3 separate regions of the Homo sapiens genome follow, and regions 2 and 3 are each linked to region 1. A link is a contact called in ENCODE Hi-C or POLR2A ChIA-PET data. All regions are on one chromosome and are shown on one strand. The core of a region is the stretch at or near the end of the contact, and the rest is flanking DNA. Distances in the headings are between cores, read along the strand shown.

Evidence for each region. Hi-C counts contacts between places; a loop is a spot of excess contacts on that map. ChIA-PET counts read pairs that join two places held with the same protein, here RNA polymerase II (POLR2A). Pooled maps may share reads with other maps.
Region 2: a map with no recorded cell type shows a loop between it and region 1 (4-fold over the local background). The contact joins two enhancer-like sites. A Hi-C loop is called at or near these places in 1 of 37 single-sample maps with no recorded cell type and 3 of 50 pooled maps. POLR2A ChIA-PET finds 5 or more read pairs at or near these places in 1 of 52 experiments (activated CD8-positive, alpha-beta memory T cell).
Region 3: a loop to region 1 is called in a map of endothelial cell of umbilical vein, with 3 times the contacts of the local background. The contact joins two enhancer-like sites. A Hi-C loop is called at or near these places in 1 of 168 maps with a recorded cell type or tissue (endothelial cell of umbilical vein), 2 of 37 single-sample maps with no recorded cell type and 6 of 50 pooled maps. POLR2A ChIA-PET finds 5 or more read pairs at or near these places in 1 of 52 experiments (BJ).

Annotation. Positions count from the first base shown.
Region 1 is chr4:128,515,685-128,519,527 of GRCh38, reverse strand. It overlaps LINC02615 (long intergenic non-protein coding RNA 2615), which reads right to left. Exons shown (of 9, transcript NR_125882.1): 8 at 3,530-3,671; 9 at 130-772. Among named protein-coding and RNA genes, the nearest start is that of LINC03140, 53 kb to the left of the region's middle. RefSeq lists enhancers at 1,309-1,358, 901-1,662, 1,577-1,721, a cis regulatory region at 1,644-1,654 and a silencer at 2,631-2,710. Within about 2 kb of position 1,672, at least 22 of the 41 ENCODE cell types and tissues checked have a DNase peak (open chromatin) inside an H3K27ac peak, as active enhancers do.
Region 2 is chr4:128,915,120-128,918,962 of GRCh38, reverse strand. All of the region lies in intron 18 of SCLT1 (sodium channel and clathrin linker 1), which reads left to right. Among named protein-coding and RNA genes, the nearest start is that of JADE1, 110 kb to the right of the region's middle. RefSeq lists an enhancer at 1,742-1,791. Within about 2 kb of position 2,047, at least 8 of the 41 ENCODE cell types and tissues checked have a DNase peak (open chromatin) inside an H3K27ac peak, as active enhancers do.
Region 3 is chr4:128,860,974-128,864,816 of GRCh38, reverse strand. It overlaps JADE1 (jade family PHD finger 1), which reads right to left. Exons shown (of 11, transcript NM_199320.4): 9 at 2,592-3,113. Among named protein-coding and RNA genes, the nearest start is that of JADE1, 53 kb to the right of the region's middle. RefSeq lists an enhancer at 1,501-1,550. Within about 2 kb of position 2,061, at least 12 of the 41 ENCODE cell types and tissues checked have a DNase peak (open chromatin) inside an H3K27ac peak, as active enhancers do.

The DNA.
Region 1 (3,843 bases), core at 423-2,922:
GGGCCAAGTCTGACCCACCATCTGTTTTTGTATGACTTGTGAAAAAAACTCACAGACCATTCAACTTCGTGGTTGAAAAAAATCAAAGTATAATATTTCTTAACATATAAAAATTCCATGAAATTCCAATTTTAGTGTCCATAAATAAAGTTTTATTGGAACACAGTCATGCTCCTCCATTTGCATAGCATCTAAGGCTACTGTTGTGCTACAAGTTCAGAGTTCAGAGACTGTATGGCCTGAAACACCTAAAATATTTACTATTTGGCCCTTTAAAAAAAAAAAAAGATTGTCAATCCCTGAGCTAAATAAATGTTTATTGCTGTGTGCCACTGAAAGTCACCAGTGATTTGTTTTGCAGCATCACTGTAGCAAAAGTTTACTGACACATCTTCTCATCTGAACAGCCATTTCTTTACCTATTTCCCCCACAGAAAGTACTGGTGGAGCAGAAGAAGCCCAACGTCAGAACAAAGCCAGCTTCCCCCTCCTCCTTCCCACCGTGGGCACAGACCCCATGTCCTGGATTGATGGCTGGGATGATGGGCTGTAACAATGAATGCCAGCATATCAAAAAATGTCAGATTCTTCAGTGGGTTCCTGTCTAGGGAGCAGACAACACCAACCACTCTGCCACAGTGACCAGTGAGGATCCAGAAGTCCCCTCATCCTGCCGACAGTGCCACAAAGCTTATGAACAAGGGTTTCCATCTATCACCAGCTGCACACTGAGAGGTCAAACTGCATAGGAGTAGAGGCATGAAGAGGAAACCTGAAAGATGAAAAGAAACTTTTAGCTCAACCTAGATAATTACATTGGAACTAAGTTTACAAGATTGGGCTAAAATTGAATTCCCACTCTGGGGTCCAGTGGTGGAAATTTGAGAGAAATATTCCACCAGTTAATAAAAAAAGTTGTTACATTTTTTATTATCTCTGAGTGTATTGTGAGTGAATTTTGCAAATCTGATATGAATTTTTGTAAAATGAATACACAGATGAATAAATGAATGAATGAATGCGAAACTCCTCATCATCCTGCCATGTACTCTTCCCACCACCCGCTGGCATTTCTAGCCAGTGAAGGCATCAATCCAGAAACAACTCATTCCTCATCTTGAAATGCCTTCCAACTTCTAGGAGCAAGCAGCAACTTCTAGGTCTAGCTCCCTCCTTCAGAAATGCCTAAACATTCGCCTACATTCCCTGGTCCCTTGGCTCAGGAATTTTGTAGGTGGTCTCAAAGCCTTGGATAAATTTACATGAAACAGGCTGGCATCCTCTATGTTAGAGGAGTTTGGATCTTTCAGTAGACTCTAGCCTTAAACCTGTACCAAAAATCTTTTGAGATTATAATGAGGCAATGTTTTCCCCAAGAGGAGAAAAGGTCAGATTCCCACATCTGGAGTTTGACCTTTGTGCATGTTGTCATTTCACCCACCACAGGAAACCTTTCTAGGCTGGGCTAAAATGTGTAACTTCTCAACAGTGTGGCTGGTAGCAATCCCACCCAGCTGTGTGGAATGGGAAGTGAAAGGGCAATTAATATTCTGTTAAAACTTCAGGGGGCTGCACTGAAGCTGGCCAGATAGCAAGGCTGACTCATCACGTTAAAACCCAATGCAGTATTGTCTGCTCACTTCTGCTGACTCACTTGTCAGCCCTAAGCTATGTGTACCCAGGCAGAGCTGCCAGGTCTCACATCCGCCTTTCCAGAGTGTTACCCTTCTGCACCAGCCATGACCATTCACTCTCTGGAGAAGCATTTATGATCAGCCATGGATGATTTTAAATGTGTGAAGAACTGTTTCATGGAGGGAGATTATCAGCCTCTTTCTTACATTGTTTTACATGAAAACAACATGAACAGCAACACAACTGACACTGGAGAAGAACCATAGTTCTTCCAAGCTGGAATGGAGCCTTAGAGATCAAGCTAGATCTTATGAGATCTAGTGGGAAGGAGGCTAGCACGTTGAATAAGAGCTTTGAGTCAGGCGACCTGAATTTATGTAGCCTTGGACACAGGTAGTCGAATTATAAGTAGTAGGCTAATACAGCTGTTAAGCAACTTTAAGCAAATTGCTCAGACTCTCTGAGCTTTGGTTTCCTTATCTGTAAAATTAGAAATAATTATAGCACCCACCTCATGGGGCTATTGTGAAGAAAGGATGAAAAGAGATCAAGTATAAAAGGAATCGAGTGCTGGGCACAAAGTGCTCCATATATTGTAGCTATTAGTAAGGCTGATGAGGCAATTCATGGAAACCTCTTTCCTGGAAACAGGATAGAACCTACATGTGTTTGGCATTAGATTAGTAAAGGGTAAAAGAATATCACTGCAAGCTGGGTATTGATGGGGGTGGGGAGGACAGAGAAGGAGGAAGAATTGCCCAGGGAATGCTGGACCTTCAGTATTTTGAAGGGCCCTGCTTTGGGGCCCAGGTGGGGAAGTATCCACCTTTCCATCCTGGTTTTAGGTCTGCTGAAGATAGTTATTCTTTTTTTTTTTTTTTTTTAAAAAGACCCTTCTGATTATAAGTCTTTGTTTGAAGACATTGCTCAGATTTCCCTTTAAGGGCCTCATTTAAATGTACACACAAGGCAGCACAGTCCAGTTTTTTAAAAAAAGCCTGGCTAGTAATGACATACAGAAACTGATACTTACATGATACTGTTAAGTGCACTCTTTTTAAACCACTAATTCTTATTTCACAGAAAGTGGTCCTTATGTCAACGTCCTTAAGAGGTCCAACAGCTTGTATAACCAGCAGACCTCATGGTTAGTTAGCAGCTTTCAGGACTTGAATTCCCAGTGATAAACAAAAGAATTCCGAAGGCCACAATCCATAAACTCTCCATAAAAACATATGGAACTACTTAAAAAGGTTGGCTCAGGGCTGTTGTTTTGAAAACAAGCATCCTCAGCCAGAATCTCTACTGAGTGCTATTTACTGAATGGTTGAAGAAGGGCAAGACCCCATGGATGCTGTAGCGCTGCGTTTCAGCAATCGCCAACATTTTGCAGATATTGCTCTAAGCCTCCTGATATCCTGGGAAGGATGCAAGAAGTCCGTACCTTTGCATCCATTCCACTCAAGGCATTGGGGCTACTCATGGAGGAGCCTGCACACCTTAAATATCCTTCTACACATGTGATTCCAAGATCTTAGGCCTCCAAAACTCTCGTTTACTATTCTCGGAGCTTTCTGATTACAATTCCCCCAGCAAGATTCAACTGACTGCTCCATCCTTTGCACCTCAACAATAATCCATCAAAATTTCACTTATAGAATAGATGATTCCAAGCCAGTCTCCTATTAGTGAACTGTGTTCTTTGAAAGCAGCAACTTTTATCTGCTTCTCCATATCTCTAGGATTTGGCTTAGTAGGTGCTGGACAATTCTTTTATTCTTGTATTAATAAAATCTAATTAATTACAATTATAAGTTAATGAGTAAATTGATTAGGCCCTGACCTTTTGAATCAGTCTAGAGCCAAGACTAGAACTCAAAGTTCTGATACTTACTCTGACTTCACAAGGACTTCACTCGTACTTCACAAAGATTTCCAGTGAACCCAATCATCGCTCTTGCTGTCAGATGTCAGATTAATGTGGCCACCAACATGTAGATATAGGATAGGTTTTGGATCCATTGGCCATCATACTCCTAAACGTGAACATAGTCAACTTACCTGGTTTTTCTATGCTGTTTAAGGATCAAGAGAGAATCTTCTAGAACTTTGTCTTGGTTCCAGAACAACACAGATTGTCTCTCTTTTTCTAAAACTAATAATGAGGCTTTTTTTCTCAGTATTAAAATGTTACTCAAGACTTTCTGT
Region 2 (3,843 bases), core at 798-3,297, 400 kb before region 1:
TTATCTAAGTCTCTTTGTAGGTCTCTAAGAATTTGCCTTATGAACCTGGGTGCTCCTGTGCTAGATGCATATATATTTAGGATAGTTAGGTCTTCTTGTTGAATTGAACCTTTTACCATTATGTAATGTTATTCTTTGTCTTTTTTGATCATTATGGGTTTAAAGACTGTTTTGTCTGAAATTAGAATAGCAATCCCTGCTTTGTTCTGTTTTCCATTTGGTTTTTCTCTTTTCCTTTATTTTGAGCCTACGGGTATGTTTGCATGTGAGATGGGTTCCTTGTAGATCACATACAGTTGGGTCTTGCTTCTTCATCCAACTTGCCACTCTATGCCGTTTAATTTGGAGCATTTAGCCTATTTACATTCAAGGTTAATATTGGTATGTGGAGGTTTGATCCTAGATCATACATTTGGTCTCTTTACATAATCCTATATTTCTCAGAAGCTTTATTCATTCTTCTCTGTTGTTTTTTCTTTGTTTTTATCTGAGTTATTTCAGAGAAACCAGTCTTCAAACTCTGAGATTCTTTCCTCAGGTTGGTTGATTGCACTGTTAATACTTGTGATTGATTGTATTATGAAATTCTTGAAGTGAGTTTTCCTGCTCTATCAGTTCAGTTTGGTCCTTTCTTAGAGTGATCATTTTGTGTTTTATGTCCTGTACCATTTTATTGTATTCCTTAGTTTCAAAGTTTGTTTCTGACCACTCCAATATCTGTCATCAGACAGATCTGTTTCTTTTGGTTCCTAAGCATCTTATCTGGTTTCTCTATCTATTTATTAGTAATTGCCATTGAAAATTTTTGTTGTAAAGCTTCCATAGAGAATCTTTGCCTTTGCCTCTTCTGGGTGCCTGAGAGCACTACTGGGTGTGAGAACTTCAACTAAGGGTGGGGTTTCTGGGCTTTGTTAATTTTGAGGTGTATCTGTGGTCTGTGGCCACAGAAGAATACGTTTTTTCTTCTGCTTTGTTCATAACCAAAGTAGCTTCCCTGTAGTCCTGTGACTTTGAGAGAAGTGGCATGCTTTCAGATATGGTTCACTTTAACCTTGAAGTGATGCTCTTTTGGGATGCCAGATCAACGATGGAGAGGATCTCTCCACCACACCCCTTTCTCTCAGTGGTAACAGGGTCAGATCCCAAGTGTGCAGTATTGTAAATGCCATCCAGGAAAGAGGAAGTATTGGTGCTCCAAGATTCTGTTAGCTTTTCTCATTATAAGCTTTCATTCAGAAGTTGTCTTGGAACATTTTCACTATATTTTCCTCTGTTTGATGCTTTTACAGAGTTGTGGAGTTTTTACTGAATTGATTAATCTGAATAACTTAGTATACCTTTACTAGATCCAAACATATATTCTTTAAAAGTATCCCACCTCACTTAGCACAGTAATCGAGAACTTGGCTTCCAATAATTATTGTCCCATACAGAGTTTACATATGTCTGTGGTCAATTACAGCATCCTGGAAATTGAAATGGACTGTGGCTATAAAATAAATTATCAGAACTATTGCTGGGGATTAGTATCAGGATCATTAAAACCAATGTGGCACTTAAATAATACATAATAATTAAGAAACAGTAGTTGATCTTAATATTATTTCTTGACTAAAATCAATATGTTGTGTACCATTATATTTTAACTATATTACTTTGTGTGAGATGGTGAGGCCAGATGCAGATCAAGAGAGAGAAAATGGAAAGAGTTTTACAGTTTGTTATGCTCACAGTTCCCTGGACAAACACAGCACACCACACAGGACCACTCGAGAAGCACTGGGGTCAGTCACGAGGTAGAAGGTGAAGGGGGCAACTGTGAGCACACATTTTATTGTGGTTTTTACAGAAAGGAACAGGTGACGCCATGGTGAACAAGTTTTAGATTGGCTGATGTGAACAAGTTCAGTGGGCTCCACGGCGTAGTGGCTGTTTCTGGTTTGGTTGGTTGGTTGGTTGGTTTTTTCTGGTTCCTGGCCCTAGAGTGATTACGGCAGATGTAGTGGCCCAGAATGTGACAGCCCAATAAGGGAAGTGGTTGGAGTTGTACACTCAGCTTCTCAAAACAGGAACTGACCAGCCTCTTTGCCAGGGTCTCAGAACTAAGTCAAGACATTTAAGTCTTGACAAGTCAGAACTAAGTCAAGACGTATAACTATACTATACCTTGAAGCAACTTATAGTATAGGAACCTAAGCCTATGATACAAGGACACATTGCTCTAATGGACCAAAAGTGCCTAACTTTGATTTGTTTTTACACTGTGTTGAAACGGTAGATGAAAAAGTAAGTGTCTGTTGCATTGGCTGAAATCTTCAAAACATCTTGAAAAAATGTACCGTAATTTTTAACTATGTTTCTTCCTTAATGATGGACTGCCTGTGCTGAGGATGTCCTGTAAAGACTTCAAGTCTTTTAGCTTTTTCGTCAGTCAGTATGCTTTGGTGATTAGAAACTGTAAATCTACTCAGAGAAAGCTTCTGCCACTTGGCAGATATTTTGGGTCAAGTATAAGAGAAAGGCAGTGCTACTCCTTTATTGGTTTCATTACATTTGATTTTCCCATTGTTTTCAGAACAAAAAAAAGTAACAAATCAATTTGGTTTAATGTCATTTTTGTGTTAAAAATAACATGTAGACTATTAAAATGATATATATTAACTGCAATAATAGAAGCTCATTAATATTTTATATACTTGCTTTAACGTATTCATACACTTACCTGAAAATACCCAAATCTGCTCTGATTCAGAATTTTAGTATCCCTGTAAAAGTGTTCAGCAGTATTATTAGCATCTTGGCTGTCCATCTTTTCACTCTATCAAGTTCAGAATTATACCTTGCAATTTAAAATGTCTAATACTTCAGTCTGCAGATGTATACAAATGGATCCAGAAACAAAAGCAGATCCCTTAAAACTCAGTTTAATTTATATGACAACTGAGTGACCATTCTTCTCCAAGCATTCTGCTAAATGCTAGAAACACAAGATGAATAAGGCTTTGCCACTAAGAACTTATTCTGTCCCATTGCCTATCTTTGTTTCTCCTAGCATTCATCACTGTCAGTAATTATGTTTTATACTTGTTTCATTACATGTTTTAAAACAGTCTGTCTTTCCTATGGGACTATCAGCTCCATAAAGTTTGTTTTATTCCTCACTGTATCCCTAGCTCTTAAAAGAGTGTCCAGCACTAGTAGATATCCAGAACATATTTGTTGAATGAATGAATGAATGAATGAATGAAAGCTAGTGAATTTTATCAATTATTGTTTCTTTTCTAGGCCAAACTCTTCTTCCAGTTTTGATCCTTTCTGGTCAAAGTAGAATTTCAGCTTTTTGAAATGCATTTGAACTTTTAAAACATGATATAATGTGCCCCCAGTATTTAACAGACCTAAGAAACTTGAATTCCCATAATTGTACCACTGCTGTATAATGAAACTTGTTTCTCATCTTACAAACTTGAAAATGCTATTGATTCTAAGAATTATTATGAAGACTGTTGATAATAAAGGAATACATAGTCCTGAACATAAGCACTAGGATTAATTGGGTGAAATAGTTTTTAAAAATCAGTATTGCTAATAATTAAGGTCATACTTCCAGAGGAGAAATATTGCACAAAACATTGCAGCTAGGATTATTCAATTTTTTGAACTCCTATTCTGAAATCTAGAAAAGTACACGTTGGCCGTATAACACAGACCTCTGTGAACTGGGCATGTATGTCCACAGGCACCAGACCACTAGAAATTATTGGCAGAGTATGTTGAATCGGTATCTATATATGAACATAACTATTTGGTTAAGCATAACAGTCTATAGTATAGTGTTGGGCA
Region 3 (3,843 bases), core at 812-3,311, 340 kb before region 1:
GAAGGAAGAGCAGTCACCATAATTACTCAGTTGTCTGCATTTCTAATGATGGCTACTTATTTGTCAGTCTGAGAATGATCATATGCCTTGATTGTAGTCACAGGTATTAAATGATTTTTGAGGATCTGCTATAAACTGATATTGTGTGAATTAAACAGAAAACTAACTTACTTGAGAAAACAAGTTGGTAGTAATGATTGGTTTTTTATTGTCACCCCTGCCCTGATACACTTACTGTTTATAATTACAAATAACTGCAACTCTCTGGGCAAGGCAAAGATTTCAATTGTTTAATGCCTTCACCATCACAGGCATCATGGCAAATTTTGGGTAGCGTATTTTTTTTCATTACAATAAGCCCATTTTAAACTGAGTCTAAGGCTGGGTACAGTGGCGTAATCCCAACACTCTGGGAGGCCAAGACAGGTAGATCACTTGAGGTCAGGAGTTCAAGACCAACCTGACCAACATGGTGAAACCGTCTCTACTAAAAATACAAAAATTAGCCAGGCATGGTGGCGCACGCCTGTAATCCCAGCTACTCATGAGACCGAGGCAGGAGAATCACTTGAACCCGGGAGGCGGAGGCTGCAGTGAGCCGAGATCACGCCACTGCACTCCAGCCTGGGCAACAAAGTGAGACTCTGTCTTGAAAAAATAAAAATAAACTGAATACAAATTCTTTAAAGTTCCTTAGGCTTTTTAATAAAGTAAATGTAAGTAATGCCACACACATACACACACAAATCCTGATTTATTCCCTGTTTCTCATACATCGTTGGCATTGTTCTACTTAAACAGCGACAGTGATGACTCCAAAAAAAATGTTTAGAATTAGAAGTGCATGTTAATCTGAGTAACTTAAGTACAGAAAAGAGTTAGTACACCACAAGCATTTTCTACACTTTTATTTTGTGGTGATTGTGAGACAAACACAGTCCAAACAATAGACTTCTTGTCCTCCCCCTCCCAACAACTATCTGACTCCATAGCTCATGCACCCCAATTACAGCAGGTGTCGGGCTGGCATAAAGGCTTCTTACCAGGATTCCAGTTTATCCTTCTCAATCCTTTTCTCATCTCTAACAAAAATGCCACACATACATGTAGTTGTGAGAGGCAAAGTCTTCTTTACACTCACCACCAGGGGGCGTATGGGAGCACAAAAGCCTCACAAAACTGCTCCAGGATCCTGCCTCTTCCAGGGCCGGAATCCGCGGCCTTCCCAGGAATCCTAACCTGGTCTGGGAAGGGGCATCACAAATAAGCTGGCACTCAGTCGTGTATTAAAAGGATCTCTAATGCTCCCTTTAAGACTTTCACTTCTACGCCATCTCTAACAGGGCCATGCAGGTCTCCATGAGATCAGGCTTTTTTGGTCCAGTGTTTCCCAGGTCTTTCCCTACACTGTTTCAGGCCACTTGGGTACCTTTCAGTGCAGACTGCTTCAGGCCAGAAAACCTCACTCCCACCTCTTTCACACTAATGAATTTAATCGGTAGCCAGCAGCCAGGGGAGTTGATGTGGAAGATGCTCTAAGAAGCATCCCCAATTAGCAAGCCTCAGCCAGAAACTACCTACAGGGAGCAGGAGGCCCTAGCGGGAGGCAGCCCACGCCTCATTATTCCTGTAGCAGGAAGGGACGTCCAGACGGGACTCCAGAGGTGATGGAAAGTGGGGGAGGCACAAAAGCAGCAAACAGCAGAAGGAAATGCCAGCAGCTGAGGCTCGGCAGCCAACAGCCACGACATTCAGCAATCTCAGTGTGACAAACAACACATCTGTAGCGTGCTGAGCATGACTGGGGCTCCTCAGACAGATCTGACACCCCTGTCCACCAGGAATCCCACCCATACCCGCACACAGACACACAACAGAGACATGGATGGACACGGGCACGCGCACACACACACACACACACAGCCTCAGTGATGACTTAGCACCTCACTGCCAGGAGTATCTTCTGTAACAGATATATGCATGTGTACATACAGCTCATGCACACACATCAGCACCCACTGCCTGCTCTGCTCCATGACAGTACTGGGAATTCCCCTGTGAATTACCCAAGAAACAAAGTGGGGGCCAGTGAGCAGCCGTGCTTAGCTTCCTTCATAAGCCCATCACCAGCACCTAGGTGTGTTTCCCCGGACTGAACAAGAAATTTTCCCATCTCTGGCCCCCTCCATTAGAAATGAAATCCGTTCTGGTTTTCTAAATCAGTCTGTAAACCATCCTGAGTCAACTCCTTGGGTCATTTTCTTGGGGCTCATTCACTCTAGCTCTAGAATGAAGGAATGGGGGTGGGGAAGACACACCCCATTTGATCTTACAAAACAGTAAAGATTAATGGGAAAGTGTTTTTAAAAAAAAAAAAACCACAAAGAAGCTCCCCACTCAGTAGCAGTTTTGCACATATGTACAATGAGTTTACCAGCCCATAAATATTTTTAACCAACACAACCTCATGCTGTGGTGTGTACAAGGGTCTGAGAGTATATGACTGGCTATCATTTCTTGCTCTGGGCGAGCGTTCGCCTCTTTGCATCTTCTTCTCTAAGTCACTATAAGGTGTCAGTGTCAATCATTACCCTCTCCAGGTCCTGCCGCAGGTGCGTGAACAGCTGCAGCCTCCTAAATAAGACATCCTGCTCCCGCTTGGCTAGATTGTCCTCTTCATCTTTCTTTGGGGTGATCAGGGGCTTGTTGAAGTTGACCTTCCTCTTCAACTTCCAGTACTGGTACAGGAAATCCACTACTTCCTCAGGCAGCCGCAGAGCCCTGGCAACATCCAGCAGGTTGACGAAGGTGTAGAACTCATCCTCCAACTGCTGCAGCTTCTGCTTACGGACACTCACCCGGTGGGCCTCCTCCCGGTTCTGCTCAAGGCTGGCAAAGGGCTCCAGCGGATTCCGGGGGGAACACTCAGGGGCCCCATTCTCCTGTGCAGCCCCCTTGCCAAGACTCTCCTCGGGTTTCCTATGTGAGCTGTGCTTTGGGCAATAGGACTTGAACTTGACTTCATCATTCTCTGCTAAGATGGTCTTCATCTCCAGGCCCCGGTCAAAAGCACAGGTCACATGGAAGGCTGTGCGGCAGTTCTTCACAGAGCACTGTCAAGAACACACAAAGAACATGAGAATAGACCATTATAGAGCAATGATGGCAGAAGGCCTGCAGTGCTAGGCACCCCATGTACACATGCACAGAGAAGAGCCATGCTTCAAGCATGTGCCATGACAGGAAAGTTGTACGTGGATTAACCCTGCAAGATCCTGTCATGTTTTAAAAGAGGTAAGGCTTGGAATTTTTTTTATAGAGATGAGGTCTCCCTATGTTGCCTAAGTTGGTCTCCAACTCTTGGGCAAAAGAGATCCGCCCATCTCAGCCTCCCAAAGTGCTGGGATTACAGGCGTGAGCCACTGCGCCCAGCCAAGTCTTGGAATTTAAGGGCCCTCTTCAAATGAAAGGTTTAATCAACCAAACCCTAACTTCCTCAGAAAAGTAACTGCATCCAAATCCCATCTTGGAGCAGACATGATTACACAAATGACATGTGTAGAGAAAGGAGGTGTGGCACTAGGATCATATTCAAAAGAATCTGTACTCAATATGCAAAGTCCACTTTCAGGCATTAACTTGGGTTTTCTTACAGATTTGAGCTCTTTTGGTGCAAACCTGAATAAGAACCTCCTTGGGAAGAATGACTACTACTCACAGTTTGAACATAAATCCTGACTCCCCAGCCAGGAAGAGTCCCAACACGAGTGAGAAAATGAACAGTGCACTTCCTTGAAGCAGCACGAAGGAGAAACTGAATAAAAACCCCAAAAAATAGGAGAC